Regions from separate parts of the Mus musculus genome. Here region 1 is linked to region 2. A link is a loop called in an ENCODE intact Hi-C map of the cell type or tissue named here. Cell type or tissue: left cerebral cortex. All regions are shown on one strand. Each heading gives the region's core, and the rest is flanking DNA. Links, peaks and the distances in the headings are about the cores only.

Region 1 (2,912 bases), core at 261-2,760, 140 kb after region 2:
ACTCGATCCAGCTAACCAGCAACTCTATTTCTCCTGAGCCCAAGGCTTGCTATTCAGCGACATCCAGCTCTTTGTTGCTGCCGTTTTCCAGACAGGGTCTCACGGATGCCAGGATGGCCTCCAACTCCCTATGTGAGCAAGGATGACCTCGAAGCCCTGTTCGTCCTGTCTTTGCCTTCTAGAGGCGTGAGCCACTGTGCCTGATACGTACTGCTGAGGACCGATCCCAGGGCCGCTTCATGTTAGGGAAACTCTCTACCTACTGGGCCACATCCCAGCCCACATACATGTCAGCTCCAATTCAGACCATCCTGTGACAGGAAACAATGACTCCAACTCTACAGTGAGGACACTGGACGCTCCTCATGCCTGTGTAGGCTGGCATATGCCTGTGCTTGGATACAGTGTCGGGGATGTAGTATGTTCTACCTGGAAGCCATCCAGAATACAAAGACCTCTGGGCACTGATATGTGTAGTCACCACACGAGACTTTGGCGACAGTTACTAGTAAGACTGCAGGAAAAAAAAGAACAAAATTTGAACTACTTTAGAAATTATGTGCTAGCTTTATTTTCCCACTGAAAGCCCCTTTGTAAAATATAAAAATGGCGCCCTGCAGGATCCGAGAGCAGAGCTGGCGTTCTGTTTTTAGAATTGTTGGGCTCCTCTCTGTTTTGGTTAGAGATACAACTCTTCTAACTGCAGTAAAGTAAAACTGTGGGTCCTATTTTAGAAACATACAATTTCATGGAAGTACACTCCACCCTGTCAGCACTGTGGGTGGAAAGGAAAAATCCAGCCAGCCAATCGTCATGCCAGGAAATGAAGCACAGCCAAGTTTCCAAAGAGGTCCGCTTTGAATCTAAGCTTGCACAGAAAATGCTAAAACATTCTTCATACTCAAACGTCCTCGAGGCATCCCATCTGGCTGTGGAGACCCAGGGGCTAGTCTTAGGTTACAGGCCAGCTCTCCCTGTAAGAATCGGGTGATAATTCTACACGTTAAATCAAAGTAAATTTTCTCATCTCGTTTTTCATCTTGATTTTAGCCTAAAGCAAAAATTCATTCATCGAGGAAATGGTAGTTTCCCTGTGTGATGCAGACAAGGGTCCCAACAATTGCTTTGGCTAAACATGGTAACTGGGAGCTGACAGATGCTCTGAGGTAGGCTGGGGGTGGGGTGAGGGGAGGTCCTCCATCCTGAATGTCCATATTCTACGGCATGAACAACTTTTCCAACTTCCTTCTTCCTCCAGGATTTTGAACTGAAGTTTGTGTTTATTTTTAAACGCTAAACTTGGCCAAGCCAAGGAAGCGCTCAGTATTCTGACAGAGGTATGGAGACGTCCCTAAGAAACTACACAGCATAGTATTACATTCAAGATGTTTGGCTAGGTCCCCTCAGTTCCATTTTAATTCACATGTGAGGAACCTGAACATCCGGTCTGTGTGTTGTACTTGCAGGGTTGTCCCTTCTGGTTGAGGAACGCCTGTGGTAGCCTACAAAGCAGGGCCTGCCTCACCGCAGAACCACGAGAAAGGCGCCAGGAACTCAAAGGCTGAGGACACGTAGCTTTGAGAGTATGTTTCCCACCCCTCCCCCAACTGAATCCTTCATTCCAAGTCTAGGGCAGCAGAGGATCCCCAAGTTGGGAAGAGCCCATCACGATGGCTAAGCTTTCAGACCTGGATTTGTCCTGACTGCCTTGCAAGTACACCAGCATGCCCACAGGATGGAGGCAGGGGAGTGGAGCACAGTTAAGGTACTGTATATAGATGCTTGTTTGGAGGACCCACCCCCAACACTAGATGACCTCATTTTCTGGTAACAGTGTTGGGCTCACGGAGTGTGACTACAAATGGCCGCAACTCTCTAGCAAACATCTTCAGAGCCCATGTGGTTCCTATTTCCCTCTGTCCTGAAATCTTCAGTGTGCAAGAAGGGACTTGTGTTGCTCCTATATCTCAAAGTTGACTCTGCAAGTCAGTATTGGGTACAGTCCACTGATCAGTGCGGGGCACAGTCCTCTGATCATGAGCGCATTACGGATTTGGGGGCCTTGAACCGATGCTGGATAGTTAATTCTAAACAAGAAAGTCAGTTGAGAGTTTAACATCCATGCCTAACACCTCCATGTGGACAGCAGGAAACTGTTCTGAGAGACTGACTTGTCCAAGGTGACATTGCTTCTTAATGGAAAAGCCAGATAGCATCACCTCCAAGCAGGGCCAACCACGGACATAAAAAGGAAGAGCCCTCCTTTTCCATGAAATCCCCAAGTAAAAATGAAACTGAAAATATCACTAACAGAGCTGTGTGTGGCCCATGCTTCTGAGAAAGGCTTGCAGAAGCTGGCCCTTCTCCACGAGGAGAAGTTGTGTGCCTCAACGTCAGTGAGGCTAGCCTGGGAATGTACTTAGGATGCACAATCAGTGAGGCTAGCCTGGGGATGCACTCAGGGTGTGCTTCTTCCATGGCTAGGAACTCTCCAGGTCTGTTTTTTGCTGCCTGAAGCCAGATGGGTAGCAATACTCTGAGCTGTGACCGCTGGTCTACATTCTCAGTGTCGCTATGTGTTCCTTTCCGTTCATCCTTCCTCCGTAGCTCAAATCCAGCTCAGCCAACAATGCCCCTCATCTGAAGAGCCAATATAAATGTCACAATTTGTAGTACATCTTTCCATTCGGTCTTTGAGGCCTTCCCGTAAGCATGGAGGATCAGAGTGCGAAAAGGACATCAGCTGTCTTAATGACTAAGAGCAGGGTAAGGTTTAAAACGACACCTCCTGGACAGAAACCTTTCTTTGCAACTAGCAGTATCAGAAAGCCCCTTTCCGGAATTTACTAGAACCTTCTCCCAGGATGGTGGAAAATGTACCAAAGCATCACAGAACATTGCTCTCTGCTTGA
Region 2 (2,912 bases), core at 264-2,763:
CGGGAGGCAGGGTGATGGTGCAGAGATGGCACAGTGGTGAAGAGCACTTAACATGCACTTATCATGTTCAATCAAGTTCAGATCCCAGCACTTATGTGGCTGTCCTGCAAATGCCAGTAACACAAGCTCCAAAGAGCCGATGCCTTCTCCAGCTTCTGCCTGTGCACTGGCACAAAGACATATGCACACACAGAGAGATAGAGACACAGAGAGAGAGAGAAAGAGAGAGGGGGGAGGAAAGGGAGAGAGAAAGGGAGAAAGAAATACAGATACACAGAGACTGAGAGAGAAACAAAGACAGAGACAAAGAGAGAGAGAAAGGGAGAGAGAATGAACGCACATAGTCACACACACACACACACACACTCACAGATATTACATTAAATAATCCTTATAAAAGAGAAACAGGAAGTGAAGGTGAAAGCTCTGAGTATTATGAACTGTGTGTAGTTTCCAGCGTGATACAGAGAAATACCACAGACAGAACAATCTCCATTTTCTAGAAGACCATTCAGGTTTCATCTGTGTAACAGAAGCCATGACCAGTGAGATAGGCGTGACTCCAAAGACACAGCAAGGTCAGCTGTGCACACAGTGTAGCATTGAGGTGGCAAGAAAGGTGACTGACACACACACACAGACTGAGGACCCTCGATGTTCATTGAAAGTCACCTAAGGATACTAAGGGGAGACTGGCCAGTCTGAGGATTTGCTCCATTGCCCCGCTGCTCATTCTCTTTCCCTCTCCCCCTCCCCCTCCCCCTCTCCCTCCTTTCCTTCTCCCTCCCTCCCTCCCTTTTTCCCTCCTTCCCTCCTTCCCTCCTTCCCTCCTTCCCTCCTTCCCTCCTTCCCTCCTTCCCTCCTTCCCTCCTTCCCTCCTTCCCTCTTTCCCTCCTTCCCTCTTTCCCTCCTTCCCTCCTTCCCTCCTTCAGCATAAGTGACTCCATTTTGGTTTTGATCTACTGTGCATGGCCTAGCCCTAGTGCATAGTCTCTGTACGTTTTATTCAGCACCATTGCTAGGACATTGAGAAAATTACAACCTCTCTATGAACTTAACTCTCTCATCTTTAAAATGGTGAAATAATATAATATAAAAGCCTTGTCATTCTGTGAAGATGAAGCAGGAGACGGACATTTTTTTAGACCGTGATTCCTGACATCAGGAGTCCTCGGCAGTGAGAGGCGACTTCGCCCCCCATTCTGACGACGCAGATTGCTTTTGCTTGACTTTACAAACAGACTTCTTCATGCTAGTATTTAACTTCCAACATACTACTTACAAAATGAGGGGGAGGAGGACAGAGCTCAGGCTCGAGTGACTGAATGACAACCCTGTGATTGGCTCCAGGGAAACTGGATTTTCCTCTGCTGGGAGTAAAAATAGAGTGAACTTAACATCATCATTGGCTGAGTTTAGGCCCCAGCAAGACTGGCAACTGGTAGCACGTCATTGTGGGGACACACTGAGAGTGGGGACACAGAGTGCCTGGTGGTGTAATGTGGAGGTCTAATTATAGGACCTTTACATGACTGGATTTTTTGGCAGCGGAGCTCCCAGAACACATCAGTGAGGATAAACAAAGCTGGGACATCTTAGCACTTGTTCACAGCCAAGGGTGCTCGCCCAACACCTGCCCAGTGCTAAGCATGGCTCCGGGGGGGTTGGGGGGGAATCCACAGGAGTTGCAGAGGCAGCCTGTTCCCTTGAAAAGCCATCTGCAAGACCAAGTTACTCCTACGTTCTTGCTTTAAGCTGGAGGTGTGAACTCAGACAATTTAAAATACAGACTCTCTTAACTTCAGAGTCTAGGAAATGTGAAGGTCTGTAGTTGATGCAAAAATCATAAATAAAGAAAAATAGTTGGGCAGGATGACTCATGCCTGTAATTTCAACACTGAAGAGAAGGCAGGAGCATTGTGAATTCAAGGCCAGTCTGGTCTATACATCGAATTTAAAGACAGTCAAACATATGTAATACGTTAGAGGCCAGTCTGTAATATGTTTGATAGTTAGTGAGGACTTCTGTCAAAAACTGGGGGAGGGGTTGACGGGGAAATGTCTCAGTGGTTAAGAGCATTTGCTGCTCTTACAGATGACACCCCAAGAAGGCATGCAGTGCACAGACAAACGGAGGCAAGGAGTTAATCACGTTAAATAAACAAAGACGGTGTTCAAAGTTCAAATGATAGTTCCTGAATACAGATTCAATGATGTAAGTCCTTTAAAACACACAGCTGACTGGGTATGTGACATGTCCCTCTTTTAGCAAACACACAGATTCAGGAGGAAACTGGCTTAAATGCAGAAAGGGCTCCCAAAGGAAAAGCACGAGAGTACACATGGTGACTGGCAACCCAACAACACGGACAACGTAGGATCACTCACACTGTGGCTCTGACCACTCTTATAGGCCTTCCAGTAGGCTCTGGGAAGAAATACCCTGAAAGGGAGACCTGGTCTACCAGGATTTGGCAAGAAAAAGAAGTTACCTTATCTCCATATGAATTCTAACAACTTAATAAATATCTATACAAATGAATTTTAAAAGCACAATGCAGTACCCAGTAGGGGGCTAGCTCTGACTTTGGGCTACCCTGCCCCAACCTCCCTCTAGAATATATTGGTCCTTTGCTTTAATTTGCTGAATAACTCTCTGCTCTCACTGCCTGTCTTCTTCTCAATGAACTCTCCCTGAAGGAAAGAACTGAGTTGAAATCTTCACCATTAACAGTGGTGGTGGATCTTCGGGTCAACAGCTTTGCTTATCTGTTCCGTTATGGGACCTGTTTTCTCAGGTGGCCCCAGCAATGGACCTTTCTTCCAGCAAAGATTCAGCCTGGACCCCTTGGGAGAAACCGTAGAGAAAAATATCCCTGGAGACAAATGGCGGCAGAGACTACTCAGGTAAA

The links. Peaks named below come from ENCODE experiments on the same cell type or tissue, not always from the same donor. Only the 100,000 strongest peaks of a DNase experiment are listed, where the experiment ranks them.
Region 1: it touches region 2 in a loop (3-fold over the local background); 3 of 42 quality-filtered maps call a loop at or near these places.

What each region holds. Positions count from the first base shown.
Region 1 is chr1:189,815,908-189,818,819 of GRCm38, reverse strand. The region is part of intron 3 of Ptpn14 (protein tyrosine phosphatase, non-receptor type 14); the gene reads right to left. Among named protein-coding and RNA genes, the nearest start is that of Gm26574, 21 kb to the left of the region's middle. In left cerebral cortex, for the core only: no CTCF peak of the experiment used is centred there; DNase peaks (open chromatin) are centred at 783 and 1,445; H3K27ac peaks cover 479 bases.
Region 2 is chr1:189,959,268-189,962,179 of GRCm38, reverse strand. No RefSeq gene overlaps it. Among named protein-coding and RNA genes, the nearest start is that of Smyd2, 38 kb to the right of the region's middle. In left cerebral cortex, for the core only: no CTCF peak of the experiment used is centred there; a DNase peak (open chromatin) is centred at 1,574.